Regions from separate parts of the Homo sapiens genome. Here region 2 is linked to region 1. Evidence: chromatin loops called from intact Hi-C (ENCODE). Cell type or tissue: PC-3. All regions are shown on one strand. Links, peaks and the distances in the headings refer to the core of each region. The heading gives the core; the rest is flanking DNA. Region 1 has its middle 52 kb from the start of STK38L. Region 2 overlaps STK38L (serine/threonine kinase 38 like).

Region 1 (16,558 bases), core at 2,808-10,807:
CTTCACCTGACCTGAATCAGATAGTCAGAGGCACACGGCCTCTCACATGCCTTTATACTTCTCTCTAATAAATACCTGATTATTGCACCAAACAGCAACCTGGTATGTTTTTGGACAAGTCTTTGAAAAAAGTATGTCTTCCTAGTTAAAAATGATTATTGTACTGCTGAAAACTGGGAAACCACTTACATAAAATATGTGTATATATGTGTATTTTCCCACAGCATTTTCTAATGAGAAATCATCTTAACTAATCATCCAGGCATATTATCAAAAATTGAAGAAGGGAATATTGACATATGAAGAAGCTAAGTGGAAGAAAGCAATACAATGAACAAAGGAGGAAAAGTCACAAAGATCTCTGATTTTAGCCGACAGAAATACACCATTTGTGTATTCCTCGCTGGAGGAGGGAGGACCCACTTTCAAGATGGTTCATTCACATGCCTGGCAAGCTGGCAGGAATGCTGGCCAGTGCCGGCTACAGCTGTTGGCCAAAGGGGATGATCATCCTCAACATGGCTCCTCCATAGCTGCTTGGGTCTCTTCGTAGCTTGGCAGCTGAGTTCCAAGAGGGAAGAATTAGAAGTTTCCAGTCCTCTTAAAAAGCCGGGCCCAGAATTATCACAGAATCATTTATCCTGTATTCTATTGGTCAAATCAGTCTCAGGCCTAAACAGATTCAAGAAGGAAAAGAAATAGACCCCAACTCAGGGGTGGGCTGGGATGACTTAGAGAGTGACAAAGAATTTGCAGTTATTTTTCATTTATAATTCATTTGTTTATTAATCCTCAGCAGTTTTAAATGTATATATGCAGATGTGTATATGTTTTCTTTTTACAAAATTTAGATCATACTGAAAAAAGTACAACATGAATTTTTATTGTATCACAAACATTCTCTCAAGTCATTAAATATTCTTGAAAAATTGATTTTACTGGCTGTATCATATGGATTTGCCATAATTTATTAATGATTAAAAAATTGTCTGGAAATAAAATACCTTTTAAAATGCAGTAAATTGCTAATAGTTCTATATCCATGTGGTTCTATTATGCGTGATTTGGATTTTTTTATTGTACACTTTTCTGCATTCCTATGTTTTCTACAATGACATACACCGTAATTTTTTTTTATCCCTTCAGGTGCTACTGTCTTCCCGTCAGTCTGTGTTACCCCAGAACCATCTCTGTTCTAAGCCAAGGTGTGGAAGAAGCCCTTCCCATAATTCTGCTAAGCTTTGTCATGCAATCTCATGGTATCTTCATCAGACATCTGAATTGAGCCTTGAAGTGTGAGTAGGAGTTCATCAGGTGAGGGGTAAATGTAACACTTACATTTTGCCAGAGTCTACCTCTCTCCCAGATTGACTTCCTTTTCATAGCTTTATGAAATCAGTTATACCATTTGATGCTGGGGTTGCCTGCCTGCACCTCTAATCTTGGTTGGGGCCGGAAACTCCCTGCTATTGTAGCAGCAACCTCACATCACTGCCTCTGTCACCACCAACCACAGCTGGAGCAGGAGTATGAACTGGATACTGTAAAGGAAATGCCTGTGTGACCACCACTGTGAGAACCTTAGCATTTGAGATGGACCTTGTGGCACTGCAGGCCACGGGCTCTTGCACAGTATTTATAATCAGTAAAAAGAAGTTAATAATAGAAATGGCATTGTATCTGGAGTCTGATTCATAAATCTTGCTGACTATAGGCCAAAAACCATTAAGTTCTGACTCAGTGTCACTCAAACCAAGAGTGTTTGAAACTAAGGGCTCCAGAGCTCTGAAATGCTAAAATGTCTTTCTGTGAATAATGCTTTCCTTGGGAGCAAATCAAGAAATACTCCCAGTGTGTTGGCAAGTAGTCTTTCCAGAGGCCAACATTAGGAAATTCAGACTGCCCTGTTTAAAAATGATAGAGTATTGGTATTTCAATTCCTTACACAATGGTTGATTAAAGCTAATTAATATAGCATATGTTTGCAGTTTTACCCCAGAGGCCATGATAAATCAGGTACAGTGGTAACTTCTCCTTGCTAACGTTGACATTTCCCACTGCTGTGGGTGGAGTGCTCATGGACCTGAGTATCTGTGATAAATGGCACGAATTTCCTTAGAGAAAAGCCACGCCCTACATCAGATTATTATTCTTTAATCCTGTACATTTGGGTAGAATTTTTTTCAGGGCTTTTATTTTTAGGGCTTATTTAGAAATCTAGAATGAGAAAATGTTTGTCTCAACTCTGAGATGTGTATGTATGCGGGTGGATATGTGTATGTGTTTCCTACTTCTGAGTCACGCTGTCCACAAGGGACAAACCTTAAGGGGGCCCCATTATGTATAAAACACTGTGCTGTGTGCTGAGCCAAGGTGCCACTGCTTGACCAGCAAAGCACCTGGGTCCCCATCTCACCAAGTGGATGCATGGTCTCCTCAGTCCTGCACCATGAAGAAAGCCTGGTCAGACCAGCAGAGGTTCCTTTGACTCAACAATCCTTTAAATAGTTATCCTGACCTTTCCAGAAGCCCAGCCTTCTGTGGGATGTGTTAGAAATTGCAGCTATCCTCAGCTGAACAGCTTGTGGCTACTTCTTAGCCTTTTCTCAGACCATTCTATCCTTGAATATGTCCAGGGGCTTTCACCACCGCACTAGTTCTAGCTCTCCCTGACATCCTCATCCAGTAGCTGCCATGCCTGCCACCCCACTCCATTCATATTATTAATAGTTTCTTATCGCAGCTATAATAAATTGTCACAAACTTGGCAACTTAAAGACACAAAAATTTATTCTTTTGTAATTCCAAAAGCCAGAAGTCTAAAATTGGTTTCACTGGGTGAAGTCAAGGTGTTGGCAGGGTGCTTCCTTATGGAGACTCTAGGGGAATATGTTTCCTTGCCTTTTCCAGCTTCTAGAGCTGTTTTCCTTGCACTTTTTGGCTCATGATCCTTTCTTCTGTCTTCAAAAGTGGCAATGTAGCATCACCTTCAAATCTCTATCTCTCTCTACCTCCACCTTCACATTACCTTCCCTCTTAGAAGAACCCTTGTGATTACATCAGGCCCACTTGGCTAATCCAGGACAATCTCCCCATTTCAAGATCGCCAACTTAACCACATTTGCAAAATCCCTTTTGCCATAAATGTAACAGCGACAGGTTACAGAGTTTAGGACATGGACATCTGAATGTCCATGGTGAGGCTGGGAGCCACTATTTAGTTTAACAAGTCATTTGGTGCTGGCCAGCTGCTGTTGCCTTAAGGCACCTAAATTAATCATGCCAGTGTTCCTGCGGAGGGCTCTGAAGTATGTTAACACATATGTGAGGTGTGACTTTTATCCTAGAGAAATAGTACATGACAGCTGGAAGCAGAACATTGTAGCAGTCTCTAGAGTCAGACTATCTGGATTTCAATTCTAGTCCCTGTCTCTTAACCACTTAAAAGCTATGTGGCTGGACATGGTGGCTCAAGCCTATAATCCCAGCACTTTGGGAGGCTGAGGTGGTGGATCACCTGAGATCAGGAGTTTGAGACCAGCCTGACAAAATAGCAAAACCCTGTCTCTACTAAAAATACAAAAATGAGCCGGGAGTTGTGGCATGCCTGTAGTCCCCGCTACTCGGGAGGCTGAGTCAGGAGAATCGCTTGCACCTGGGAGGCAGAGGTTGCAGTGAGCTGAGTTCGTGCCACTATACTCCAGCCTGGGTGATAGAGCAAGACTCCATCTCAAAAATAAAAATAAAAATAAATAAATAAATAAACAAATAAATAAATAAATGCAAGCTCTGTGACCCAGGGAAAGTTACTTGTTCTCGCTAAATCTGTTCCTCATCTATAAGCTGACATCTGCCTCCCAGCATATTGTTAAGATAAAATGAGGCAGTGCTTATAAAGCGATTAGTACAGTATGCAATATATAGAAAAATATTCAATGATTAGCTCTTATTACTATGAATAGTCTGTTTTCCTTAAAAGATAAAAGCAGGAGGTTCAGAAATATTAAGTGATTGATCTTTGCCTCATCCCCCCACCCTCAGCCTCAGAAGCTATAAATAGAGCAAAATCCCAAGTGAGACACTGGAGCTATTTGGACCCAGCTGAGAAACCCCTTTCCCCCACCTCCCCAAATGCAGCTGATGTCACCTCACCCTACTGCAGTTCACACCACTCCAGAAGGGCCTCTGAGCCATGCTCCTTCCTTTCTCCTTCAGTCTTCCTGAAGGGAGCCAATGCCTTGACATCCATAGTAGTTGCCATTGACCCATAGGTCCTTGCCAATGTCCTGCAGTGCTCCCCACACAGGCCCTCAAACCCATCTTGGCGAATGCTTGCTGCAGCATTATTTTGATGAATGGTCAACTGCTGTAAATCTCATTGCTGCTGCCTACTGGGTTTGGATGTCTAATTTATGTTTCAGAATTAACATGTCCAAGACCAAACTTTTGAATACCTCCAACCCAACGGCTCCTTCCTGGATGATTCTCATCTGAAAGAATGGCGTCACCATACTTGCCAGCTGTCACTCAGGACAAATAGTGGCACCACCCAGCCTAAGGCACCATCATCTCACATCTGGAGTATTGCTACCTAACAACTCTTTCTACTTTCTTTCTCTTACAATCCCTCCACAACATGAATTAGATAATGTCACTTCACCATTTAATCCTCTCCCATGGCTTACCATTATTCTTAATCAAAATCCAAAGTCCTTATCATAGCCTACAAGTCCCTGCAAGATGTGGCCCCTGCCTACTTCTCTGATCTCATTTCCCAATATTTTTTGCTCACAGCTCTTTTTTTTTTTTTTTTGAGACAGAGTCTGGCTCTGTCACCCAGGCTGGAGTGCAGTGGCATGATCTCAGCTGACTGCAACATCCACCTCCAGGGTTCAAGCAGTCTCCTGCCTCAGCCTACCAAGTAGTTGGGACTACAGGCATGCATCACCAGGCCCAGCTAATTTTTGCATTTTTTCTTGTAGAGACGGGGTTTCGCCATGTTGGCCAGGCTGGTCTTGAACTCCTGACCTCAAGCAGTCCACCCGTTTCAGCCTCCTGAAGTGCTGGGATTATACGCGTGAGCCACCGTGCCCAACCCGGCCTTCTTATCCCAGGAATACCCTGAGCATGCTCCTGCTTCAGGACCTTGGCCCATGCTGTTTCCTTTGCCTAGAATACTCTTCCCCCTAGATAGCCACATGTTTTGTGTCCTTACTCCATTCAGGTCTTCTTCAAGTGTCATCTCCTCATAGAGGCGTTTCCTTACCAACCTATGTACAAAAAGCATTCCCATCACTTTATTTTCTTTAGAGTGCTTATTATTACATGACATTGTATTATACGCTGTGCTGTTTATTATCTTCACTCCCACTAGATGGAAGCTCCATTTTCACCATTGCATTTTCAGCCCTTAAAATGGCACTTGATTCATAGTTGGTATTTGATACATATTTTTTAATTGAAAAATTGCTTTCTATGTGTAGGCAGTGTTCTACATCTTTTATAAGTATTAATTATCTTAATCTCTCTAATAGCTTTATGAGATAAATACAATTATTATTATTATTTTGAGACAGAGGCTCACTCTGTCACCCAGGCTTGAGTGCAGTGGCACGATCTTGGCTCACTGCAACCTCCGCCTCCTGGATTCAAGGCATTCTCCTGCCTCAGCCTCCTGAGTAGCTGGAACTACAGGCGCCCACCACCATGCCTGGCTAATTTTTGTATTTTTAGTAGAGATGGGGTTTCATCATGTTGGCCAGGCTGGTCTCAAACTCCTAACCTCATATGATCCACCCACCTCAGCCTCCCAAGGTGCTGGGATTACAGGCGTGAGCCACCGCACCCAGCTAGTAAGTACAATTATTATCTTTCTTTTAGAGATGAGGAATAGCTTCCCTTCTGAACAGGTTGATCTGCAAGCTCCCATTGGTACATGATCACCTTTCTCTATATGTATGTAGAGCATTGTGGAATAGGTCCTTTTGTGACTATATCTCTCTAGTCCCAGTCTAAGCATGCTTTTCCTGGGAAAGATAACTTGCGGGATTGCATGAGCTCTGCTACTTCTGTGTTTGTAAGGTTCCCTCTGGTAAACTGTATTTTGCATTTGTATCATGTGTCATGAATGGAGTATATGTTCATATCTCCTTTGCACAGTGGTTAGATATTTCTGTGTTGGATTACTTTTGTCATTCAAAAAGAAAGCATGACCCTAAACCAATAAAGCATGCCTTGAGGGTAAATATTGTATTTATAGAAATTCTTAAAATGGATTACAATCCAAGGATACCCTGTCTCTCCTGCTCTGTGCCTAGCCTGTAACTGGCATTCTACTACCTAGAAGAGTAAGCTGGTTAACACATCCCTTGGCTTGACTCAAAAACCACCTGTGTCTGTGAGTGGACTTTCTGGAAGCTCTAACTTCTTGCTTCCCATGTGGGCTCCAGTGAGCACTAACTTCACTGGAAGAAGGTGTTTGGAGGAAAAGTCCAAATCCCTTCCTAAGAGATCAATACATCTGAATGAGATACTGATATTTTTCCCCTTACCATATATGCCCAGAGCCTCTTTTTTCCGGAAATTATTTCTGCTAGTTCTAAGTCATTTGGTTTCTTTGATTTCTTTCCCCCTACCCTCCTAGGATTACATTTGAAATCCTTTATTTTTATTTGCTGTAAAAATGTGGGTCAAAGAATTCCACATTCCAGTTTGTTCCCATCATCCCTTACAGCTATTTGCTTTGTGGGTGTAGGCCAGTTTTTGCTATTTTTTTTTATCTCAAACAGCAAGTCCTTTTAGAGGCAATGTTGTCATCCATTGGTTTTTCTGCAAACAGTCTGCGTTCTTTGGTATTTCTTAGAATCATTTAAAATTTCCTGTTGGATAAGATTTTGTTCTACTGAAATTCCATTTGCAATGTTTTTCCTGTTAGTTTAAAAATACACATATACACACAGAGAATCTTTCTTTTCCACCATCCACCCTTCTTTCCATTGTTTATTAGCTTTGGCTACAGAGGCGTTCTAGAGTTTAATACCATCCAGCTCTGTCTCACTGACAGGGATGCTCATGCTACAAGGAGAAAAGTCCTAGGAGAGGAGCAAGTGCAGTGGAGCTGAACTTTAACATGTGAGGTGTGGAAGTCAGGAGGTCAGAACAAAACTGGCTGCTGCTCTGCTGTGTGGTGGGCAGGGCTGTTTGTCTCTGGGAGGTTCTCCTGAGGTGATTGTTGCCACTGCAGCATCGTAGGAGAGTAGAAGTCAGCAATGGGCAGGTTGGGGCAGTAACTGAGAAGCAGAGCCATTAACAGCCCAAATCCAGTCCTGGTGCAAATGATAATGAGATCTTTACTTTTCTTCCTTTTCTTTCTCTCATTCCTCTCTCTACTCCTCACCTTTCCTCTCCTTGGACCCTCATACTGTCTTATTAGCTCTCTTCTTTAATGTAGAAGAAAATGCTGGCATGAAAATGCACTATTCAAAGACTAAACTGTGTAATTGCAACAGAAAATCTGGTGCTATTCAGGACAACAGGGGCAGCATAGCAGAGCTGTCCTGTTAAGCTTTGCTCTACAGGGCAGGTCATGACTGTGGTGTACTTTCCTTCTCCTTAATTCCAGTCCTGACCCTTGCAAAGAAGTAAGAGGTAGATGAGTTGAGAAATATTGCTGGGATGTAAGTCTGCTGAGTCTCAGAGTCCATCTCTGCTTTTGCAAGCCTCTTCCATAGACAGGCCCCAGTTCTTTCCTTTAGTCACACTGCGTGCGCATCATGTGCCAAGTATTGTGCTGGGGATATAGTGGTAGTCAATATAAAAACAATGCCCGCCCTCATATACCAGCAAGGTACAAAAGCTGTTGAGGTAATTGCAAGTGTAAGTAGTGTTGCCCAAAAGCATATTAAGGATACAATGGAAGCGTGCAGTGAGAGAGCTGATCTGGTCTCCTTTATGTGTAGGCTTGGCCCTGCCTACACTATCATCAGCCCTTGTCCAGCTGCTGACCCTTAGAATCTGACTTGCCAGCAAAGACCTAGGAAGCCCTGGGCATCCATGTCGACTGGACAGATAACAGCCTTCCCCAGGCACCTACCATGTTAACGCACTATGTTTGCACTTTGATCATTTCCATAGCCCTGCACTCTAGTTCTTTTGCCCTTTCAAATGTTCTTAGTTCTTGCCAGGTCCCTCCCCTATAAAACCAAGTCCTTTCTCTGATACCTTCAGCCACTGGCTGGGCTCTGCTGGGATTGACCCACTCTCCATCCACCTGACTTTGATTCTAGCCTGTCACTGGAACTCCCACTGACGTGTCCCACACTTTAGATTGAACCAACCTGTCATCTAAACCAAACCACGCTGGGCCTGGACCACAGAGTTTCCAGAGCTCCTTCGGTTCACCCTCAGTCCTTACTCTTCTGGTTCCTGGTTTTTCCCTCTCCTCTTTCATTTTGCTGTGACCCAACAGCAAAGTTTGTGGCTAAGTCTGAGAGTGACACTCTGGGCTTGTTGGCAACTGAATAGCTATTGATTTGTTCTTTCTCCTTTGCACACATTGTTAAGTATTGAATAATTAGTCAACAAAAATATCCTGAGAGCCCACCATGCACTATTCTGAGCACTGAGGAAATGCCAGTGAACAAAACAAAGATCCCTGAACTTCCACACATGCCCATCCATTCTGTGTGTGCTCTCTGTGAATGTAGAGCTTGAAAATCAGAGGGACTCTGACATGAGATCAGTCAGGCCCTCTACTCAATGTACAAGACACACTGTGCTTCCAAATCTCCAAGTTTCTCAAGACCAAGGGACCCAGGTGTTGCCTTATTTCCATGCCTCTCACTTCCACTACTGAAAATAAATCCAGCCAGGCACAGTGGCTCACATCTGTAATCCTAGCACTTTGGGAGGTTGAGGTGGGAGGACTGTTTGAGACCAGCCTGTCTCTACAAACATAAAAAAAAATAATAAAAAATTAGCTAGGTGTGGTGGGTGCGTGCCTATGGTCCTAGTTACCCAAGAGGCTGAGGCTGGAGGATCACTTCAGCCTGGGAGGTCCAGGCTGCAGTGAGTTGTCATTGCACCACTGCACTTTAGCCTGGGTGACAGAGTGAGACCCTGTCTAAAAAAAGGAAAAAAAAGAAAAGGAAATGAAATGAATCCCCATGTGGACTGTTTCCAAACCACCCTGCTATAAGCATGACGTCAACTCACAAATTGCTGCACCAAGTTTATAAACTACAACTGATAAATGAGTTTCTGGCTTGTAAATCAAATAATTGCCCTTTGAGACTTGCAGAATGGACAACACAGATTGCTCATTGCTGACACAAAGATTCTAAGCTAAGTTTTCTAATTTCAGAGACTTTAACCAGGCTATTAAGGGAACACAAACTTGACTTTCTCTCTAATTAAAGCCTATTATAATATAATAACATAGCTCACTGCTGGATAAATACTCCTTTATTTTTCACTCCAACAGTACCTAATTTGGTGGCACGGACACACACACGTTCTATATAGGGCTTATAACCTGAACATATGTGTAGCTGTCTTTGCATTTTTTAGCTGTTTTGTTCTATGTTTTGCCTCTCTTCTTAGTTTCAGAGTTCACTTATTGACTATGATAATTACTGAGCAAACAAATATGACCTATTAAGGGCAATTACTGTTAAGCATAATTTTTAAATCATGCCCTAGGACCAAACACTTTTCTTGAGCCTTGAGACAAATGTCCCACATGCTGGCTGAGTAGCAAAAAAGCAGAGGTTGGGATGATCTCCTGGGTGCTGCCAGCAAGCACAGGAATGTGCCAGTGATGTCAGGCAGAGCAGGGCAGGCATCAGATAGCTGGAGTGGGGAACTGGCCATGTGGTGTGATGTGAGAGATTTCCAAAAAAGGTCCTGGACTGAAAAAGTCCTTCCTCTCTGCTACAGACAGGGGCTGTGATTGTTGGAATGAGTGTGAGGTAAGCCTCACCACTCCGACTTCTAGCCTGTGTCTGCCAACATCTCATTCAACAGGATGTAAATCTGGGGAGGAAGCCTCTGTCCTCAGGCTCCTGGCTCCTGGCTCCTGGTATGGAGCTAAGAGGTTTCATGGTCTGTCCTGGCTCCCAGGCTGATGTCTGTGACCTCCACAGATGGAATCTGCCTTCTTTTATTCCATTCTTGTTTTCCCAAACATTTAGCAATGCCTTTTAAGAGCACATGTTGGACACTGAGAACACATGGCAAAATTATATGTATGTCCCTTCTCTCAAGGATCTGATGAGGATTTAAAAAAAATAAACATTTTTAAAAAGAAGCAAATGAGGAGGATCTTTGTGGTGACCGAATACTTCTGTGTCCTGATTACAGTAGTGGTTTCATGAATCTACACTTGATAACATATCAGAGAACTATATACATTGTTTTAATGTCAGTTTCCTGGTTTTGATATTGTACTATAGTTATATAAAATATAACCATTGGGGGAAACTGCGTGAGGGTACAGGGGACCTCTCTGTACTATCTCTGTAACTCTCTGTGACTCTAGAATTATTTCAAAATAAAGAAGTAGTTGCTCTCATTTCCATGTTTTGCCCAAGAACGTAGGTTAAGGGAAATTTAATGACTTGGTTAAAATGACAGAACAGAGTGTGAGCGTTAAGCAAGTGCATATTTAGGTCAAGTCAGGGGGGAAACCTGGACTGTTTCTGTAGATCTGGGAATCATCAGCCTTGACATGATAATTAATGGTGTAGAAGTGGGTAAGGCCACTGGTGAAGAAGGTTGGAGAGCTGAAAACAGCATCATCAAAGAGGTGAATAAAGAGACTGAGATGGGAGGAGCCAGAGAGAAAGGAGAAAAATCAAAAGAATCACTCCAATGGGAGTCCAGGGGAGAAATGAATGTCCAGAGTCAAATGCTGCTGAAAGGGCAAGAGGGATAAGGACTGGTGTCCTCTGACTTCTGCCACAGGGAGATCACCTGTGACTGATTGGAAATGAATGAGAGGAGACTGGAGGCCACATGTCTAAGATACTATTTCAATAAACTCTGGTGTAAAGAGCAGGAGAGAGACAGCACAATAGATGGAATGGGATGTGGATTTGACCGAGAGTTGTTTGTTTTAAGATGGGAGAGAGGAGGAGAGGGACAGCACAATAGATGGAATGGGATGTGGATTTGACCGAGAGTTGTTTGTTTTAAGATGGGAGAGAGGAGGTGAGAGAGACAGTCGTTGAAGACTCACGAGGGAGACGAGGCAATCAACTGAGGAGAGTGGCCAAGCAGCTGGAAGGGACAGGACCAAGAATAGGCAGAGAAGTTTGGCCTTAGATAAGAGAGAAATGCATCCTCTAATGAAGAGGTGAGGAGGGAGAAGTGATGGGTATGGATGTGGGCGGCATGTTAGAATTGTTGGCAGGAACTTGGCAAGTTCCATTCTGAGATCTTCAATATTCCTTTGTGAACTAGGAGACAAGGTCATCTGCTGAGAGTGAGGAGACAAGAGCATCAGAGATTTGCAATGATGAGAGGAATTTTGAGCTGGTTGTAGGGAGGGGGGATGAGGGTAACTAGGGTAACACGTCAAGGAGACTGGAACAGGATGGCTGCAACATGTGCTGTTGGTGCCCCGTTGAATCCCCTTGGCACTCATGGTTCAGGTACAAACATGCTGACAGCTTTTTATTGCAGGCACCTACAGCTTTGCCTGGGGGGTGTTCTCTAGCTGGGAGCTTGTGTGACTTGTGCATAAGGCAGCCTGGAATAAAAGGGAGTTAATGCCACCGAGAGCCATTCTCAACCAATGACAGAGAGAAATATGGGGGCCAACTCACAGGTGGGCTCTTGGAGGTCTCCAGTGGAACTGAGCCCACTGTAGTAATCTGCTCATCAACACACCCTGTGTTGGTTTCCTCCACTCTGTCCCGTTTCCCTCTCCGTCTCTGTCTCTCTTCTCTCTCTCCTGTTCATTCTTTTACTTGGGTTTATCTCCAAATAAACCACTTACATTCAGATCCTTGTCTCAGGCTCTGCCTTTGAGGGAACTGCACCCAAGAAAAGGGCCTAGTCGGAAAGGGCCCGGATAAGTATCATTATACTTGTCTACCAAGATGTGATCATCTAGCAGTGCTTGGCAGCCTAGGTATGAAAAACAAAAACAAAGGATAGGAGCTTTTGTTGCAGATGCAGTGAGAATAATGAGGCGAAGGTACTTAAAATATTGGCAGGAGAAAGTGTGAAATGATGGATCATTAAGTCTAAGATGAATGGGGGCGTGGATTAGAGGACCTGAAGTAAAAAGGGAACAAATGTATTATGACAGTTAGGCATGCCAGTTGAGAGGATAAGAGACTGTGATTAGAGAGAGGGATACCTGATTTAGTAATGTTAGAGATGAGGCAGTTTGTGTGTACTGTGGCCTTGAGAGCATGTGACTGTAGAGTATCAATCTACTGCATTTTATTGAAAATGAGGCATTCAAAATTTCCTGAGACTAGAAATGGGATGATATGTCCACACAGATATTTAAGTAACCTTGGATGATAGTGGTTTGAAAGACTATATGTCAGTTGCCAGAGTCTTTAATTAAGGGTAGAGGCCAGGCTCAGCAGCTCATGCCTGTAATCCCAGCACTTTGGATTCAAGGCAGGAGGACCGCTTGAGGCCAAGAGTTTGAGACCAGCCTGGACAGCATACTGAGACCTTGTCTCTACAAAAAAATAAACAAATAAAATTAAGCTAGGTGTGACAGCGTGTGCCTGTGGTCCTAGCTACTTAGGGGGCTGAGCTGGGGGGATCACTTGAGCCCAGGAGGTCGAGGCTGCAGGGAGCTGAGATCACACCAGTCGGTGACAGAGTGAGACCCTGTCTCAAATAACAATAACAATAATAATAATAGTAGAATGATCAGAAACTCTGCTGATGAGGAAGGATAACAATTGACATCATTGAATAAATGGGCCTCAAGGTATCAATAATTGAAGCCATCTCTCTGTGTTTATATATTCAGCTTTTGAAACCCGCAATTACTTTTGCACCAACCTAATAGATTTGCGTCACTCTTTTTAAGGGCTGCATAGTGTTCCATGGATGCTTAGACCACAATTTACTTAGCCAACCCCTACTGAGGAACACTGAAGTTGTTTCCTGTTTTTCAAAAGTATAAATAAAGTGTGAGTACCTGTTTTCAAATTTGTATTATCTCTTTGGAGTAAAGTCTGACAAGTAGAATTGTTGCAGTGAAGAGTCTGCACATCTTATGTTTGATACTTCTTGTCAGATAGCCCTTTCGAGAAGTTGTGCTATTTTATATACCCGCGGAAAAAACACAAAGTGTGTGTTTCTCCTAACCATGTCAATGCATGTGTTTGATCAATTTTTAGAGATCTTTGCCAGTCTGATAGATGAAAATCATTTCATTATTGTTTAATTTGCCTTCTGAATATTTGTGAATTGAACATTTTTCCATGTTTGTTGACCATTTGCATTTTTAATTTATCTGTGACTTATACCCATTATTTTCTATTAGATTGTTAATTTTTCTTGATTTATGTAAGCTCTTTTATTATTGTGTGGATATTAACCCTTTGCCTTTGGACAGTATTGTTAATATTTTCCTGAGTTTGTCATTTGTCTTTCAACTTTGTGTATGATTTTTTTGCCACACAGAAGTTTTCAATTGTACTCAACATTATTTATCATTATTTTTCCCCTGTATTATTTTACTTTTGTGTTTTAAAGTGTTCACATGTAAATTTTTAGCCTGTCTAATTTATTTGGTGCAATGAGGTAAGGATTTAATATTTTCTTGCTAATTACTAGCCAATCTTCCCAATATTTTTTAAAGATCCTGCCATTTCTTCAGGGATTTGAATGCCACTTTTCGTCACATACTCAAGTGCCTAGGTCTCCCCCATCCTCCCACCCTCTGCAATCCTGGGCCTCTACCTAGTGTCAGAGTGTGAGCCCCAGCCCAGCCCCTAGCTCAACAGCAGCCAGGGGAATTGAGCAGTGTCTCAGATGGAGTCCGGGAAGCAGGGGGAGAGGGTGGGATGGCTGTAGCATTGCAGCAGCACTTGGGGAACAAGACTGACTCACACAGTGACTGGAACATTCATGGGCGGCTCCTTCGAAGCACAAAAATAAATGGGTATTTAACAGCAAAGTGGCAGACTGCCTAGGCATTTACTCCCTGGACTGCAGCACTGGGATGAGGGCTCCTCCATTCTGGCCATTGCTTTAGGTGCTGCTATGATTGCCACTTGCAGCAGACCTATCCCCTGATCACAGCTCCAGGATCTGCCTGGGTGAACATTGATCTCTAGCTGGAATCAGAGGGGACACCCAGATTCTGGTGCCCCCGCCAGACCCTGCTCTAGATTATTTCCCTCCCTTTGTTACCGCTTTCAGGAGCCATTGCCTTTCTTTTGGGCTGTCAACCTGTATACACCGATTCTTCCCTCTTTTCACTCAGTGGCGCTGTGGCTTCTCGTCTAAGAGTGGCTAGTCTACAAGTTTGAATACACCCTTCTAAATCCTCACATTACTTTTTCTAGGGACAGCTTCCTTAAATCCTTATACAATCATATACTTCAAAAGAGAGTTATATTTAGTGTTTCAAAGGTTAAAATAAATAAAACAATAAAGTTTAATCTGTATTAAGGCATTCTGCTACATAAATTCTTGAGCAAAAAATATGTTTATAATTGGGGAGACTTAACCATCACTATTGCTCCTCGTATCATTCCAAGAACCTCAGTGACATTGGTGCTGCTTCTGCTGGTGCTCAGCCAGTGGAGTTTACTGCTGGTCTCTCCATCCCCAGAGCCTCTGTTGCTCCAGTACCCAGAGGTGGGTTACCCATCCCTAAAGTCCTTTGAATTCAGCCATTATTGCTATTCCTGCTACTGTCTTCAATCACCAAGCCCAACCTACCACCCAAGTCTCATGTTTATTGATGTTGTAAGTCCTTGCGTTTGGAGAAGGGGCAGAAGGTGCAACCTACCCTACCCTCTTCTTTGTAGGCCTAGGGCTGCCACAGATGTTTGTGCAGTTTGAGCCCTGCGCAAAGGTGCCTGTCTGAGGGGCAGACGGAGGCTGAAATTCAGTGCTCAACACAGGAGTCCTGCCATCTTGCTAGGGTAGTGAGTGGGTACTGGGTCTGCCTCAAGGAGGGCATGACTTTCTAATTTGCACAAAGGTCCTGTATGGGCTGGCAGCAAGCAGTCCTGGGGCAAGACTTGGAGAAACCATAAGGCAGCCCAGAGTTTTAGCCTTTTGCATTAGGAAAATAGACCAGCCCTCTCACAGTATTTACTGGGAAGATCCATTTTAGGTGTTAAACATTTTAGGTACTTGTGAGTTTCTCTCAGTCCTTGCTGATGGGAAGCCATTGGCCACTCATTGACTGTACATCAAACAAATGTGAACATTTACCTCTTCTTCCCTTTGGCTGAGAGGCATCTGTCAGAAAGAGGCTCTTCATTAGCCCTCTTTCTTGTCTTTCCAGAAGCTTAAGAATTTGTTTGTAAATAGGATAGCCCACACCCTGAAAAAGAAGACAGAGAACATCTATGGAATTGTCAACTCAATACCCTTCCAGCCCCCTTCTCTTAGGAACTGTCACTCCTCCTCCATTTCTCCCTCCCCTTTACACCCACATCTATGTTAGAGGCTGTCATTTTCTTATATGACCACAGCTCCTGTTGGGTTTGACTCAACTGGGGCTCAAAGTTTTTCTCTGGGATTTTTCTAATTAAAATAAAGAGGGACTGTCCCTCTCAAAGAGTAAAGCTATAAGGTGAAAAAAGGGGGAAAAAGGAAGTTGTGTATGGTTAGGTTTGCTTTCTGGTAGAGAAAGTTGATCTACAATGAACAAGAATGGGAGTAGCACGTAGAAAGAGGCAGAGATTCCAAACAGAGAAGAAGGGAGTCCTGGCAGCCGTCCAGTTCTTGGTTCCCATAGTTCCTTGAGGCCTAGCTGCATTACAATTTTCCCCATCATTTGGTTACTCACCTCCTTCTTGGATTTTCTAAACCAGCAACCCCCACACCCTACCCCATTTTGTTAGGCTAATTCAAGCTATGTTTCTATCACTTTGCAACCAAGAGCTCTGCTTTCTACAAAGGCAAATAAAGTACCCTAGGGATGCTTTGCTTTCCTAGTTAGACTCCACTGGGCCTGACTATAAAGATTATTTCACATAGGTAAAACCCAGAGGTCTGTTGGGTCATCTGTCACTTGGATTGCTAAATAGGGTTTACTACCTGCTGAAGTTTTACAATAAGGGGAATAGTTAAGAAAATGGGTCCAGCAGGATTTTCGGTTCACAATAATGTTAATTTCCTGAGAAAACCACTTGACCTCAGACAAGGCATTTTCTTTTTCTAGAAACAAGGCGTTTTCTTTTTCTTGAGAATTGTTTTATTTTGTTTTGTTTTTAAATAACAAAGTGCTATTGTATAGTAGACATTCTTGAGATGACTTCCTTTCTATACACATATATGAGCAAATTAAATAGGGACATAAGCAGAATAAATGGTATTGAAAATGTACATTCACGAAGCT
Region 2 (16,558 bases), core at 3,516-11,515, 72 kb after region 1:
CATTTCTGAAATGTAGTTAAAGCTTTAAGATCTAAATCCATAGATTAGCCCCATTGTATAGCCCAATTCAGGCACAAGGTGGCAGAAAGTAAAGGGATGAATAGCTGGGAACATGTGTTTGAATTTTTACCGTAGTAAAACTGCATTTTCATACTAACCAAGAGTGTAACTGGACCCACAGAAGGAAAAATAGGGCTAAGAAATTAGAGCCTGTGCTTTTCTGTACAAGTAAACCAAGTACTCTCTCCCTTTCAGAAAACATTATCAAACAACAAAAAATTTATTTTTTAGAACTTACACAAGATATTGGACTGACAAAGCCAAAAACAAAAATACTTAAGATTTTAGCTTTTCTGTAATAGTGGTGAAAAGTTATTTCTCAGATTGTAAGAAATACTGTCTTGAAGTTTTTGATTGATTTTCAGAGTTGAAAGATGCTTTAGAGGTCATCTAGTCCAACTCTGTTGTGAATTCCCTGTACATCATCTCCAACAAGTGGATGTTTAGTCTTTGCCTAAATATTTAAGTTCCTTGCCTAAAGACAAGGAACTTAACAGATCATAAGATAGCTAACTTTCATTCCCTTAAATGGTTAATGTGCTCTTTTGTCCCCAATCCTCTTCTCACTCCCTGCACTGTGAGTGTGGGTGATCTCATATGCTGTGATATCTTCAATAACTTCTCTGCAATGATGACTTCCAAACCGGTATATCTTGCTCAGGTCCCCGTCCTGATCTTAAGACCCCATTGTCCATCTGTCTTCTAGATATCACCACCTTTGGTGTGTTCCATGGATAACTTGGATTCTGCTCACCCAGAGCTGACTTTATCTTCTCCCTTCACAGAGCCATTCTTGTGCTCCTTAGCTTTCCCAGTGCATGGCGTTGTTCTCTATTTGGTTCTTAAGCTGTAAACCTGGAAATCACCCTTGACTCGTCCTCCTTGTTTATGACTGACATCTAGTCATTTTTTAGGTCTTCCTTAACTATGTCTTGAACTCTGCCTTTGCTCTTCCTCCAGTGCCAGAATATTCATTCAGGTGCCCAGTGATTGAACTAGCCATCTTTCCCTGCTACCAGTCTTGCCTTCTTTCAGTCTGTCTTCCATGTGGCTGCCACAATGACTGTCCTAAACTTGAATCTCATTATGTAACTTTCATCCTTAAAATTTCTAGTGACTCCCCATGGCCTCTTCCAGGCTCCTTAGTGTGACACATGAGTTCCTTTTTAGTTTTCCAGCCTTGTCTTCCATCACTCCCCTACTCACCTCTCCAACCACACTGAACCACTAGCTTTCTTGTACCTTCGGTCTCACACACTACTTTCTGGAATGCCCTTTCCTATACTTCTTGGGTAATTCCTGTGCTTTCTTTGGTATTCTGCTTAGGCATCTCTTTCAGGGAGGCCTGCCTTGACCTCTTACCTCTGGCAGGGTTAGGTACCTCTCCTAGGCTTTCTGACAGTGTCTAGTATGTATTTCTTTTATGTTTTTTAAATATCCAAACTACAGTAAGAGGTAATAATGTTGGGCATTTACTATATGTCAAAACTTAATGAGCATTTGCTATGTGCCAGGCATAGGACAGTGCTAACTGGAAAGTGTTTCCTTATATAATTTTCAACTGGTTCTCATCTCAGAATTAGAGATAATTTTATGTCACTGCAAGAGTAATATTTGAAGATGGCTATCTAACATCTCTCTTTCAGGCTAAGTATCTTCATTGAATTTGTTCAAATATGGATTTCAGACCTCTTGCCTTCCTGGTCACTCCCCTCCATGTGTTTTATTTTGTTTTCTCTCTTAAAATATGTGGTTCCGTTTTACATCAAATAGAATTGTCATAAAGGAACATAGGGCTTCTCAGATGGATAGAAGCTGGATATGGATTGTCATATTTAAGGTATATACCTCACTTACCTAGGTCGTTAGCTATGAACATTTTTCTGAACATTTTCCAGAAGTCACTAGAATTACGGGAATTTACTTATAGTTAGCAAGTGATGGAGAGACTGACACAAAACCAAGAATGCCAGTTAGTGAATTTATTAATATAACTGTGAGTGGAACAGAAGCTTATAGTTTGGTGAGCACACTCTCATCACTATAGGAGAATCTACAGGGGAAGCCAGCCCATGTAATCAAATGGGTAATCTTAATGGGGAGTGTCACTAAGTCAGGATAACCTGATGGAGAGTCTTTATAAGGATGCAGCTGTCCAGCGCTGCTCTGGGGATATGGTCAGTGTGCTTTCACCTCAGACAGTGTTGGGGTCACATAGGCAAAGTCTTCCTTGTTAAACTCCTGCTCTGCCCCCACTACCTCAGATTAATATAACCTCCTTCTGTCAACATAGTTGACAAGGTTTCAGCTTTCTTAATTCACATTCCAATCCTGTCTCCCAGAAACTATAACCTACTCACTTTTGACCAGACTTGGGTATCCCCGGCCCTTTTCAGTCACACATTTTCTTGGAATTACTTACAGTGATGGCTAAATTCCATCACTCTATTTGATTCAGGCTGGTGTTACTCCCAGAGGATGACTTAATTTTCAAATTATGAGGACATTTATTTTGCCCTTTGTATGACTATAGGGCATCACTAAGTATTGAATAATTTCTCCAGATATGAGCCAACTAGTACAGTGTAGAGTATGGCATTCACCTTCCTTGTGCATGACTTTATTTATATGTGTGTGTCAACTCAGCCCAAGATTAAGATTGTATAAATTTTAGGGGCAGCCATTTCACACTTTAATTTATGTCAAGCTTTTTTTTTTTTTTTTAAGTGGAGTCTTGCTGTGTTGTCCAGGCTGGAGTGCAGTGGCACAGTCTTAGCTCACTGCAACTTCTGCCTCCCGGGTTCAAGTGATTCTCCTGCCTCAGCCTCCCAAGTTGCTGGGATGACAGGCGAGTGCCACCACACCCAGCTAATTTTTGTATTTTTAGATGGGGTTTTACCATGTTGGCTAGGCTGGTCTCGAATTCCTGACCTCAAGTGATCCACCCACCTCTGCCTCCCAAAGTGTTAGGATTACAGGCATAAGCCACCATGCCCGGCCTATGTCAAGCTTTTATTTGAAAAAACTCTTTAGTTCTTTCTTTAAAAATGTAATTTAAAAAATATTTTAATAAAGACAGGATTTCGTTATATTGCCTAGGCTGTTCTCGAACTCCTGAGCTTAAGCAATTCTCCTGCTTTGGCTTCCCAAGGTGCTGGGATAGTTGCCTTTTTGTGTGTGTGTTTTGAGATGGAGTCTCACTTTGTCACCCAGGCTAGAGTGCAGTGGCATGATCTCGGCTCACTGCAACTAACTGCCACCTCCTGGGTTCAAGTGATTCTCCTGTCTCAGCCTCCCAAGTAGCTGGGATTACAGGCCCCTGCCTCCATGCCCAGCTAATTTTTGTATTTTTAGTAGAGATGGGGTTTCACCATGTTGGCAAGGCTGGTCTCGAACTCCTGACCTCAGGTGATGTGCCCGCCTCGGCCTCCCAAAATGCTGGGATTATAGGCGTGAGCCCCCGTGCCTGGCCTGGTTGCTTTTTTATGTATACAACAGTTTTCACAATTTGTATTTAGCATTTGATTTTTTTAACCCAAATATAATTCTTTACATTTTCTCTATTAAATTTTATTTGTTACAGTTAATATTCTGTTAAAATTGTTTTAGATCTGACTCTGCTCTCCTTTTTTTCATTATTCTCTCCAGGCTCTGGTCATACCTACATTTTGATAAGGATGTTGGAAAAACTTTTATCCAGATCATTGGTAACACTATTGCCTAAGCCCAGTGAATATTGCAGAACTTATTTATGAGCATTCTGAGTTTTGTTATTTAATTGGTTATGTATATGTGTTACTCAGCCCATCTCTCTTCCTCTCAGAAAGAAATGGAGAGTGGAGCTTGTTAAATACCTTTCAGAGCATCACATAGATTTGTCTTATAGCTTTGCCAACAAAAGAAATAAAGTTACTTGGCAAGACTTGTTCTTCCTGAACCTACACTGATTCTCAGTGATTGCCCATCTTTGTCTATTCAGAAACTGTTTTATAATCATCTAGGATTTTCTTCCGGCTGAATGATAAACACAGAGTTAATCTTTTGCCATGTTCATTTTCTTTTGTTATGTTTGTGTTTTTTCCTCACTCTGAAAGATGGAGTACTTTGTCTCCTGTCTTAACCTCTTTGGTCTTCCTGACTTGTTAAAGAGTTATAGCATTCAGCAGAATTCCCATGCAGGCTCACAGTAGACAACTGGTCAAGTCAGATTTGCAGTGTGTCGGGGGCAGGTCTTTTATGGCCGCTTCACGTGTCATGGGCATCAGTTCTTTCATCCTAACGCGCCACTTTTTGCTGTCGTTCTCCTAGACTGAGAAGAGAGGCAGGGATTGAGTGATGGACACTGGACTGGAAGTTCTCTTTTATAAAATAGGCGTCATACCTACCTCTCCAGGTAGAAATATGTAAAAGGTCTTTGTAAACTGTGAGGGGGTATTCAAGTGTAGAATTTTTAAAAAGCAAAATAGAAGTGAAGGGTTTCTTTCCCCCCCTTTTTTTTCCTATCATGTATTAACTACACCATTTACCTTAACCAACGTACTCAGCCTTTTGTGTATACCAGGCCTTTTGTAAACTTTCTCTTCCAGACATAAATTCAAAAGTCCTTTTTGTAGCCCTTGCTGATTTTCTTAAGTTCAGCTCATTGTGGACATTTTACTTCCTGATACCATCCTGTGTTTCTTTTATAGGCATCCATGTTATGTGTCCCTCCTTTCTTTTTCTGTGTCTTTGAAAATCTGAGTTCATTGAAGAGCTCTTTGTGCAGCCAGTCTTTTCAGAATCTTCCCATTTTCTGTCATTAATATCCTTTGCAGTTTATAGCCAGAACTCTGTTTCTTATATCAAGTTTTAATCTTTTTGTTGTGACTAGAAGAAAGAGGATAGGAGCAATACTGGTTTTATGTCAGTCTGTCCATCACTTGTTTGGTTATACAAGTCCCCCACCACCACCACCACCATGTTTTTCTGACTCATTCTCCTTCTTTGTCTCTTTTTTTCATCTTTCTTTTCTGGATTCTTCTTGTGATATAACTAGGAATTATTCTAAAGCTCACAAGTTTCAGTCTGGTACTTTATCAGATCATGTATAGATATGGAACATTTCCCTTGTTATTCTTTTAAATTCATTTTCAATTTATAATTTACTTCCAACAGAACAAAATGACACTGTCTTCAGGGCAATAATCATGTTTGCCTTCCTTTGTATTTTTCTCATAACATCTAGTGAAAGTAGGTATTTAATACAAGAGAGCATTTAGTGAAAGGGAACCTAATAAGTGTGAATTCTCATGGGCATAATTCAGGAGTAATCCAAAGTCCTTACTGTCTTTGCGGGGTTTTACACGTTCTTGCCCCTGTCACCTCTCTGAACTCTTTCTTACCACTCCCCCTCACTCTCTCTGTGCCGTACTGAACTCCTTGCTGTTTCTTACTGCATACCTCTGCTTCAGGGCCTTTGCACTTACCATACATGCTGTGTGGTACTCTCCTCCCTTCAGATTTCTAAATCATTCTTTTTCATCTCATTCAAACCTCCTTCTCAATGAAACCTTCTGATGTCCTTATTTAAAATTGTAATGCCTCTCCCAGCCCCTATACTTTCTTTCCATCCCCTCGCCCCACTAGAATATAAGATCCATAAGGGCTGGTATTTTGTGTCATTTGTATTTTTATACGGTGCCAGGAACAGTATCTGGCACATAGTGGATGCTCAGTAAATATTTGTTGAATTAATTAATCAAGGCTAGTTTAACTAGACTTCTGTTGTTGAGAGCTTCCTAAAACAGATGACTCATCTTTCTTTTTTGAGTCTCAGGCAGGACTTACTTTTCTTTTCTCTGAACATTTTGTAATTTTTGTTGCCTAATTGTGTCCCATGTTTCCATTCCCAGCTATTGTAACAAACTTGAAAATTCCATGGTAAATTGCTCTCCGGTTTCCCAGTACTTCCATTTATCATCGAATTTCTTCCCAGTGGTCACATTCACATCCAGAATATTTCTTTTCCTATTTGAGAGGTGGAAGGGTTAGCAAGGCATTTATCAGAGACATTGATTTTATCTGTGGGAGAATTCTAGCGGCTATCCCAAAAGTTGAAGTCCCCATCACAGCTTATTTGTGTCAGCCTCAGTCTCTAGAATACCAGCAATTCTTAATGCTTCTACTTTCCTTGCTTTTGCCCTGTTCTAGTGCAGAGTCCCATTTCATCAAATCTCAGTGATGCTTAATAGTATCATATTAACTTATTTGTAAATTGTCAGTTTTCTTTCTTTGTTTAATACCCATATTCTGGGCATGGGTTTCCACAGACCTGAGACCACTTTGTTGCTAACACCTTTCCCATTTGTTTTTCTGCAACAAATAATTGACCCAAGCTTTCCCATTATTTTCAGTTTTCTTTTTCAGAGCATGCCCAGCCAGCTTCTTTCATTGTTACAGTAATATCTGAACTTTTTGTATCTCTTCTTCCATTTTCAGCTTAAGGTCTACTTGATCAGTTAATCAAAATTACATAGTGATTAGAAAAAGCTCAAGATCCATCACCATTTTAACTGTGTGACCTGAAACAAATTTCTTAAGTTCTTCTCTAAATTTGTTTTTGTATCTGTAAAATGGGGAGTGGAGAGCAGTAATGCCTGCTTCTTGAGTCATTAATCCTTGCTTTCAGAATTGAGTGATATGAAGATGATGATGATAAACTTTTATGTAGGGTTTACTATTTGCCAGATGTTGTTTTAAAAGCCTTACATATTATTAACTAATACAGTATATATGGCATACAGTTCTGTTTATTAGCATATGCATGGCATGTGGAAGCAGTCAGTAAATGTTAGTTTTTATTAGCAGCAGCGGCAGCAGATCTCTGGGTAAACATTCTTTTCTTAGTTTTTGCAAGGTATACTTCCTCACCAGTGAAAAGTCTGTTACAGATGATTGTATGCTGTGGTATGAATCAGACGTTTGTGTACCATTTGTACCATTTTTGACGCTATTCATTTGCTATAAGAAACCACAGAAATCTCACAATAGTCCCTTCTCTTAAAAAATTATATTTTAGGATTAGAGCCCAGACAATAATAATGCCATTATTGAGAAGCCAGCCATTACACACTGAAACTAAATACAAATTATGTCTTTAAAGTAAAATTTCAACTTTTAAAAATAGAAATTTTATTGAAAATTAGTTTTTATAATTTACATTTAGTAAATTCCATATATTTTCACTGATTCAGTACAAAATGTTCAAATCAAAATACCTATTGAGAAAGCACTATAGAAACTTTGCTAGGTATTAACGTTAAAAATCGTAAAACATTACATTTTCCATGGCAGAAAACTGATAAAATCATTGAGTAGTCAATTTCTGAAATGTTTCTTAATTTTAGAATAATATGGGTAAACAGCCAGGTGCAGTGGCTCACACCTGTAATCCCAGTGACTCAGGAGGCTGAGGTGGAAGGATCACTCGAGGCCAGGAGTTTAAGGCTGCAGTGAGCTATGATGGCACCACTGCACTCCAGCCTGGGTGATGGAGTGGGACTCTATCTCTAATTAAAAAAAAAAAAAAAAGGAATAATATGGATAGATGTATTTAAAGTACACTAAGAATAAAACAAAATATTTGTTATATGTAGACTCTGAGAATTTTTTTTTTTTTTTTGAGATAGAGTCTTACTCTGTTGCCCAGGCTGGAACGCAGTGGTGGGATCCCAGCTCACTGCAATCTCAGCCTCCCGGGTTCAAGCGATTCTCCCATCTCAGCTTCCCGAGTAGCTGGGATTACAGGCGTGCACCACCATGCCTGGCTAATTTTTGTATTTTTGGTAGAGATGGGGTTTCTCCACATTGGCCAGGCTAGTCTTGACCTCAGGTGACCCACCCACCTGGGCCTCCCAAAGTGCTGGGATTACAGGCGTAAGTCACTGTGCCCAGCCAAGATTGTTTTGATAGAACACTTTGTGTCTCTCTCACCTTGTATTTAGAAAAGTTAGAAAATAAAGGATAATGTATATAGAAAGCTTTTTGAAGACTCTTAAGGAGTTCATAAATATGGGGCACTACGACTATGCATATGAAAATATTTCTTATCAGTTGGCAGTTACCACCTCTTACAGTGGCATGAAACCTCTTGAGTTAAACCAAGGCTCAGTGAGATTTGGTGATTTAGGTAGTATCACTTTATGAACAAGCAGGTCTTTTATTTTATTACACTTCTCTTTGACATTCACTCCAGTTAAAGAACTCTTTCAAAAGACCTCATGCCTGGTCTCATGGAGATTGAAAGGTGTTTGAGTCCTTCCTTATTATCCCCTTGGAAGATGCTTTGAGGACCCCAGTGATGAATCGCAAGAACTCTGTCTCCATTATCCCTGGTATAGGGCACCTCATCACTCTGGTGTTATCCCTAAAGGGCCTTCATCATAATGTGCTTAAAGAGTCCCCTATTATGTCCTTTAGGATGGAGCTTTGACTTGCCCAAATTGCTATGTACATGTTAAAGAGAGGCTGGAACTGAAGTTGGTCATTTCTCACTGGATCAGTCAACAAGATTTGAGTACTTTCTGTGTGCTCTGCATCATTCTGAGTACTTTGGGGGACAGAATAAGGCGTGGCTCCTGCCTTCAAGGAGTGTGGAATTTAATAGAAGATGACAACATACATGACTGTAAATCTGTCTACGTGAGAGTGCCTAATTGTGAGATTCCTAATAAATGGCAAGACATGTTCTGAAAACGTGAAACATAAATGAGGCTGAAGAAATTGTGAAAAGTTTAGCAGAGGAGGAATAGTTCGTCAGGTTCTTTAAATACAAGTAAAGGGGAAAGGAAGGACCATTTTTAAGTTTAGATATTCCAAGGGTTAGTGGTGAGGTTGATTATGGTATGTCTTCTCGTTGATGAGGGAGGAGACTGGTGAATAGTGGAAAATAAAGTTAAATGGCTAGGGTGGGGCCAAATTATGGGCTTTAATAAAAGCCAGGCATAGAAATTTAGATTGGGATGGTAGAAAAAGGAAAGCTTTAAAAGTTTTTGAGCCAATGAATGACATCATACAAGTTCTATGAGCAATGATTTCAGGATGGGAGAGAATGGCATCAGGAAGACCCACTTGAATGCTGGTAAGTAATGTTACCAACAGTGCCATTAGTAACATTAATGTTACTAGGGCCTGGACTGATATGCTGATGGAAGTGAGAATGAAGAATAAGGTGGGATGAAAGAGATTTTGAAAGAGGTTTTAAAGAACCTGAAATGGGAATGGGAGAGATTAACTAAGCCTGCTTGCCATGGACAGCAATGGGGTTGCTAGAAGATTAGCTGTGGGGAAAAAGTTATGCATTTACCTTTGGGCATAATTAAATGCAATTGACTCTCCATATTCATGGGTTCTGCATCCACTGATTCAAACAACTGTGGAACAAAATTGTCAGAAAAAACAATACAACAATAAAAAATGATACAAATAAAAAACAGCATGGTATACCAACTATTTATGTAGCATTTACATCATATTAAGTATTAGAAGTAATCTAGAGATGATTTAAAGTATATAGGAGGATGTGTGTAGGTTATATGCCAATACTACACTATTTTATACCAGTAACTTGAGCATCCATGGATTTTGGTATACAAGGGGGATCCTGGAACCAATTCCCCATGCATATCAAAGGATGACTGTATGAGTTATCTGTAAAAAAATGTTTTGGTTGAAATGTTTAGAAAACAGCTAGACAAGACTGGCTGTTGGATGACAAAAACATAGGACTAGGAAATTCAGGTATGCTACTCTTTTTGAGTATTGTTTAAAGCCATAGGAAAAGAGCTCTCTGTGAGTTCCAAGGCAGATGCAAGGACTGGCATTCATGCACAGCTTCTAATAGATAAATCTGAAGAGTTCTTAGTATGCATGTTGACTGAAATTACTTTAGAAGTAATTTTTCTCCTGGTGATAAAAGGCATGTAAGGCTGTTTTAGGAAATTGAAAAATGCAAAAAGGTATGAAGAAAAAGAAAAGATAATCATTAATAGTACTTTAGTAAACAAGATTTGACTAAAGATATGGCTTTCCTTCCGCTTGTTTTCTTATGCATATAAAGGGATAGGAAATATGTATGTGTGTATGTGTGTGTATAGGATCGTGCACTATATATAGCTTGCTTCTTTTTCCATCATGATAATTTTCCCATGTCATGAATTATGGCTTGCAAGTGCTATTCTTAAAGGGCTGCATTATTTTTCATTATTTGGATTTATTGTTATTTAATTGGAGCTCTATTATTGAACATTTAGATTGCTTCCAAAATTTTTTGCTGTTATTAATATATTGTAATAAACTTCTGTGAAACACATACTCTTCACCTGCTACTTACCTATGACTTCTGTAAGCAGAGACCTCTGTATCCCCAGGACCTAGAAGGTTACCTGGACATAGTAGTTGCTTAATTAAAAAAATTATTGATTGAATGAAAGAAGACTATTAAATGTTCAGTTCTTCTTTTTTTATTCTGATTGCCTGTGTATCCAGGGGCCTCTTATTTGGCTGCATGTGTGAGTTTGGCTGTAATGAAAGTATTGGCCATGTATGACCATAAACAGGCATTCCTATTTCTGTCACAGTTATATTTGTCATTCTGTATTAATATATCTGTATCCTGATTTCTGTTGAAGCATGATTAATTTTGTTTGCTTCTAAGCAATGTAGCTACCCTATTGATGCTGATAAAAATAAATTTCTGAACCTATAAGGCTGAGGATTGGGCCTAGGTTGTGGTAAACTGGCAAGATAATGGATGCTACCCTCTCAAGAGCCCTCTGAAGAGAAAAGTCTGCTACCCTTCACCAGGTAGAAACTCCTGACAGTGCCACATTTTCCAGTTTGACTCCCTGTGATACCCTGAAAAGACAGATGTTTGACTCTTTTCAAATAATATTTTAACATATTTTAAGACACAAAGGCATTGTGTCAGACTTTTTTCTTAAGAATATATATTGTTGCCACTCAGAAGTTAGCTTCCAAAAGAAATAAGTGTGTGCAAAGGTTTACGATAGTGGTATAGAGAAGTTTTTAAAATAAATGTGCATCTTTTCCTATAGTAATAAAAGCACATTATGAAGAATTTTGTAGGTCCAGTCCACATATTCCCTGTGCCTGGGGAAAACTTTAGTAGAAAATTAGATAATTTATAATTTGATTCGGGGAAGTCTAGTGGAAAAACTTTTTAATGGAGCGATCCAATTTGAAACATGAATATCTGTGCTGGAAGCTTCTATTGAACTTTACTTAAGTAACATCTAAGACCCTCTCCCTGTCAGTCCGCCATTACCCTAACAGTGGTAGAAATTCTTTATATTACACCTAGATCTTTTTTTGTTGCACTTTTAAGCTGTGTAGGAAACACATTGCCCACATGTTCATACAACACAGAGTGATTATCCACTTAGTTCCTAAAAAGTTGTATTTAGTTATGGGGTTTGATCCCACTTGTCCAGGATTTAGGTCAGCTACTGAAGATTAGGATATCTGGGTACCTCTTACTGGAGAATCCATTCCTGTTTTCATTTCATTCCTGGGGGCAATATTCAATCTGGTGTGGCCCTCTGTGTTATAAAATGTTTCCCAGATTGTGTTTATCTGAAATACAAATCCAAGAAGAAGCATGGTGTTAACTGCTGTGTAAAAAAGATTCCGGAGTCAAGAGCTTGAGAAGTTCTGTTCCTTCCTTCATAGGTTCAGTTGTTTAACCCAGCATTTTTCAAACGTATTTGACTCCTAGAACCTGTTTTCCCTCAGACATATTTAAGAAAAAAGCGTTTTGTAGAACACATTGGACAAATGATACTTTATATCATTGCTTTGTTTTTTAAATTTTAGTTTGACTCAATTTTACAGTTTCGGGTTTTTGTTTCTGTTGCAGGTTTTAAGCTCTTCTTTTATAAATAGTTACTTTCCTAGTCTGAAATCTATACATTGTTTCAGTAATGAATTCATTATGTAAATTTGCCCATCATTCATCTAAAGGGAATAAACGTTAAATTGTTTTTTTAAATTTTGACTTGTGTCACATATGAGAATATAAAGTATATCTGTACAATAAAGGAAAATGAAACATCAAAGTATCTACCTCAGGTTAAGAAGCAGAACTTGGCCGGGCATGGTGGCTCACACCTGTAATCCCAGCACTTTGGGAGGCAGAAGTGGGAAGATAGTTGAAGCCAGGAGTTGGAGACCAGCTTGTTCAATAAAGGAAGACCTCATCTCTAACAACAACCACAACAACAAAAAATCAGCCAGGCACGGTGGCATATGCTTATAGTCCCAGCTACTGGTGCAGGCTCGAACTCCTGGTCTCAAGCCATCTTCCCACCTCAGCCTCGTGTTCTAGTGAACATTGTTATGATGCAGTGTCTCCTATTCTGCATGTGCAGGAGTATTTTTACAGTATGTACCTGGAGTGGAATTGCTTGGTCATTGGGCATGTGTGTGTTCAGCTCTATTGAGTGGCATCAAACTGTTCTCCAAAGCAGTTGTACTAATCTATACCCTCACCAGCAGTGAATAGTCTTCCCATTGTTCTTCCTCATTCGAAACTAGATATTCACAGCCTTTTAGGTTTTTGTTAGAGTATGAAGTGGTATCTCTTTGGGGTTTTAATGTTTATTTCCCTGATTAGAATTGTAGTTGAGCATCTTTTATTATGTTTATGGGCCATTTATGTTTTCTCTTCTGTGAAATTCCTATTCGGGTTTTTTGCTCATTTTAAATTTTGTTGTTTGTGTTTTTCTTATATAGGAATTCTTCATGCATTCAAGATGCATGTATATTGTTCAGAATAGTACCTGAGACATAGAAACAACTTTGTAAGAATAGCTATCATTGTATTACCATTGTATTTAATCCTTTGTTTTTATGTGTTACAATTATCTTCTGCTAGTCGGTGGCTTATTTTTCATTCTGTGATGCTAATTTTTTTTTAATTATCCTGTAAGTTTTAGGGTACGTGTGCACAATGTGCATGTTAGTTACATATGTATACATGTGCCATGTTGGTGTGCTGCACCCATTAACTCGTCATTTAACATTAGGTATATCTCCTAACGCTATCCCTCCCCCTTTCCCCCCACCCCACAACAGGCCCCAGTGTGTGATGTTCCCCGTCCTGTGTCCATGTGTTCTCATTGTTTAATTCCCACCTATGAGTGAGAACATGTGGTGTTTGGTTTTTTGTCCTTGCCATAGTTTGCTGAGAATGATGGTTTCCAGCTTCATCCATGTCCCTACAAATGACATGAACTCATCATTTTTTATGGCTGCACAGTATTCCATGGTGTATATGTGCCACATTTTCTTAATCCAGTCTATCGTTGTTGGACATTTGGCTTGGTTCCAAGTCTTTGTTATTGTGAATAGTGCCACAATAAACATACGTGTGCATGTGTCTTTAAAGCAGCATAATTTATAATCCTTTGGGTATATACCCAGTAATGGGATTGCTGGGTCAAATGGTATTTCTAGTTTTAGATCCCTGAGGAATCGCCACACTGACTTCCACAATGGTTGAACTAGTTTACAGTCCCACCAACAGTGTAAAAGTGTTCCTATTTCTCAACATCCTCTCCAGCACCTGTTGTTTCCTGACTTTTTAATGATCGCCATTCTAACTGGTGTGAGATGGTATCTCATTGTGGTTTTGATTTGCATTTCTCTGATGGCCAGTGATGATGAGCATTTTTCCATGTGTCTTTTGGCTTCATAAATGTCTTCTTTTGAGAAGTGTCTGTTCATATCCTTCGCCCACTTTTTGATGGGGTTGTTTGTTTTTTTCTTGTAAATTTGTTTGGGTTCATTGTAGATTCTGGATATTAGCCTTTTGTCAGATAAGTAGATTGCAAAAATTTTTTCCCATTCTGTAGGTTGCCTGTTCACTCTGATGGTAGTTTCTTTTGCAGTGCAGAAGCTCTTTAGTTGAATTAGATCCCATTTGTCAATTTTGGCTTTTGTTGCCATTGCTTTTGGTGTTTTAGACATGAAGTCCTTGCCCATGCCTATGTCCTGAATGGTATTGCCTAGGTTTTCTTCTAGGGTTTTTATGGTTTTTAGGTCTAACATGTAAGTCTTTAATCCATCTTGAATTAATTTTTGTATAAGGTGTAAGGAAGGGATCCAGTTTCAGCTTTCTATATATGGCTAGCCAGTTTTCCCAGCACCATTTATTAAATAGGGAATTGTTTCCCCATTTCTTGTTTTTGTCAGGTTTGTCAAAGATCAGATGGTTGTAGATACGCGACATTATTTCTGAGGGCTCTGTTCTGTTCCATTGGTCTATATCTCTGTTTTGGTACCAGTACCATGCTGTTTTGGTTACTGTAGCCTTGTAGTATAGTTTGAAGTCAGGTAGCATGAGCCCTCCAGCTTTTTTCTTTTGGCTACATGTTCATAACCATGACATATTCATGTTGCATATGTTCTGTGTCATAACCCAGACCTTTCTATCTTTTTTTATTTTTGAAATGGAGTTTTGCTTTGTCACCCAGGCTGCAGTGCAATGGCGTGATCTTGGCTCACTGCAACCTTTGCCTCCTGGGTTCAAGTGATTCTCCTGCCTCAGCTTCCCGAGTAGCTGGGATTACAGGCACCCACCACCATGCCCGGCTGATTTTTGTATTTTTAGTAGAGACGTTGTTTCGCCATGTTGGCCAGGCTGGTCTCGAAATCCTGACCTCAGGTTATCCGCCCACCTTGGCCTCCCAAAGTGTTGAGATTACAGGCATGAGCAGCTGCACCCGGCCAACTTTCAATCGTAAGTACCCTTTTTTGCTGCTGTTTCTTTTTTTGAACCCCAGGAAAAAATTAACTCATTTAATCCCGTATTCAAACTGCTACAATTTTATTTTCAGTGTTGTCGCCTGATTGTAGATGCATTTGTCTCTCCGAATGTACTGGGATTATTTCGAAGACAAAACATTTTTGGCACTGTGATTTCAAAAGTTTAATCTTAAGACTTTAGGAGCTACCTGAAATCTGCAACAATTGCCTATAAGAGATCCAAATGAATCTTTTTTTATTTTTTAGTTTGGAGACAGTGTCTCCATCACCCAGGCTGGAGGGCAGTTATGTGATCACGGCTCACTGTAACCTGTACCTCCCAGGCCCAGGCGATCCTCCCACCTCAGCCTGCCAAGTAGCTGGGTCTACCAGTGTGCCACCACACCCAGCTGATTGATTCTTATTTATTTATTTATTTATTTTGAGTCTCTCTGTGCATCCAGGCTGGAGTGCAGTGGCGTGATCTCAGCTCACTGCAACCTCCACCTCTTGGGTTTGAGCAATTATCTTGCCTCAGCCTCCCGAGTAGCAGGGATTACAGGTGTATGCCACCATGCCCAGCTAATTTTTGTATTTTTAGTAGAGATGGGGTTTCACCATGTTAGCCAGGCTGGTCTCGAGCTCCTGACCTCAAGTAATCCACCTGCCTTGGGCTCCCAAAGTGCTGGGATTACAGACGTGAGCCACCGCACCCAGCGCTTTTAAATTTTTTTTTATGGAGACAGGGCCTCGCTTTGTTGCCCAGGCTGGTCTTGAACTCCTGGGCTTAAGGGATCCTCCCACCTCCACCTCCCAAATTACTGGGATTATAGGTGTGAACCACCATGCCTGGCTTGAATCTTAAACTATGATTTTAGTTGAATCTTTATGATGTTATTTGTAATATGTAACTTGCTGACCAAACTATCTATGAATTACTTCCTTTGGCTTAGTAGAGAGATCCTAATTATCTTTTGGTAGATTTTTCCACATATTGGAGGATGACAAAAGGGACATGTTAACAGTGTAATTGTAAAGGTACAGTGATGATAGCAGTGATAATGATAATGATAATTTCTTCAAATTGACCCTTATCATGAATCAGGTACTGCCCTAAGTGCATTACATATATTAACTCACAACAATCCTTTTGATCTATGAGAAAACCAAGGCGCAGGCAGATTTAGTAACTTGTCTAAGATCACACAGCCAGCAGGAATGGAATTAGGGATTCAAAGTCAGCCAGTCTAGTTGCACAGTTTTAGACGTAGATTCATAGGTATCTGAAGAAATACTAATTCATTTTTAGTTTTAAAAGAATTCACCTAAGACTTTGTTTTTTAAATGTGATGATGAGAGAATGGGAAAATACATTTTCACTGTGGTTGGTGGGGTCCAGTACTTTTAAGGAAGGAGCAAAACTTGGAGCTGGAGTTGCCTAATGGAAGTGTATGGTGGATCAGGCTTTCATTATGAATAGTTTTGGTTCCTCATGAGTGGATGCTGGCCTCTGAAGGATTTCAGAAAATTCATAGCTTGTAATTCAATTTCCTATATATGCCATATGCAGATGTTTGGGGGGTAGTTAGTAGAGAATGGTTTTAAATATTCCACAGAGGACTCCGATTGGTTTTTGAGCTTGGATAGTTACTGTGCAGTTGAGATAGAGCCATTCTAAAAGACTACAGCTATTTGG

Evidence for each region. A loop is a pair of places that touch in the nucleus more often than their neighbours do. Peaks named below come from ENCODE experiments on the same cell type or tissue, not always from the same donor. Only the 100,000 strongest peaks of a DNase experiment are listed, where the experiment ranks them.
Region 2: a loop joins it to region 1, with 3 times the contacts of the local background. A loop is called at or near these places in 3 of 110 quality-filtered maps.

Annotation. Positions count from the first base shown.
Region 1 is chr12:27,184,130-27,200,687 of GRCh38, forward strand. It overlaps the pseudogene LOC124902904. Among named protein-coding and RNA genes, the nearest start is that of STK38L, 52 kb to the right of the region's middle. In PC-3, for the core only: no CTCF peak of the experiment used is centred there; a DNase peak (open chromatin) is centred at 6,762; H3K4me3 peaks cover 1,451 bases; H3K27ac peaks cover 2,010 bases.
Region 2 is chr12:27,255,097-27,271,654 of GRCh38, forward strand. All of the region lies in intron 1 of STK38L (serine/threonine kinase 38 like), which reads left to right. Among named protein-coding and RNA genes, the nearest start is that of STK38L, 19 kb to the left of the region's middle. In PC-3, for the core only: no CTCF peak of the experiment used is centred there; a DNase peak (open chromatin) is centred at 6,925; H3K4me3 peaks cover 366 bases; H3K27ac peaks cover 972 bases.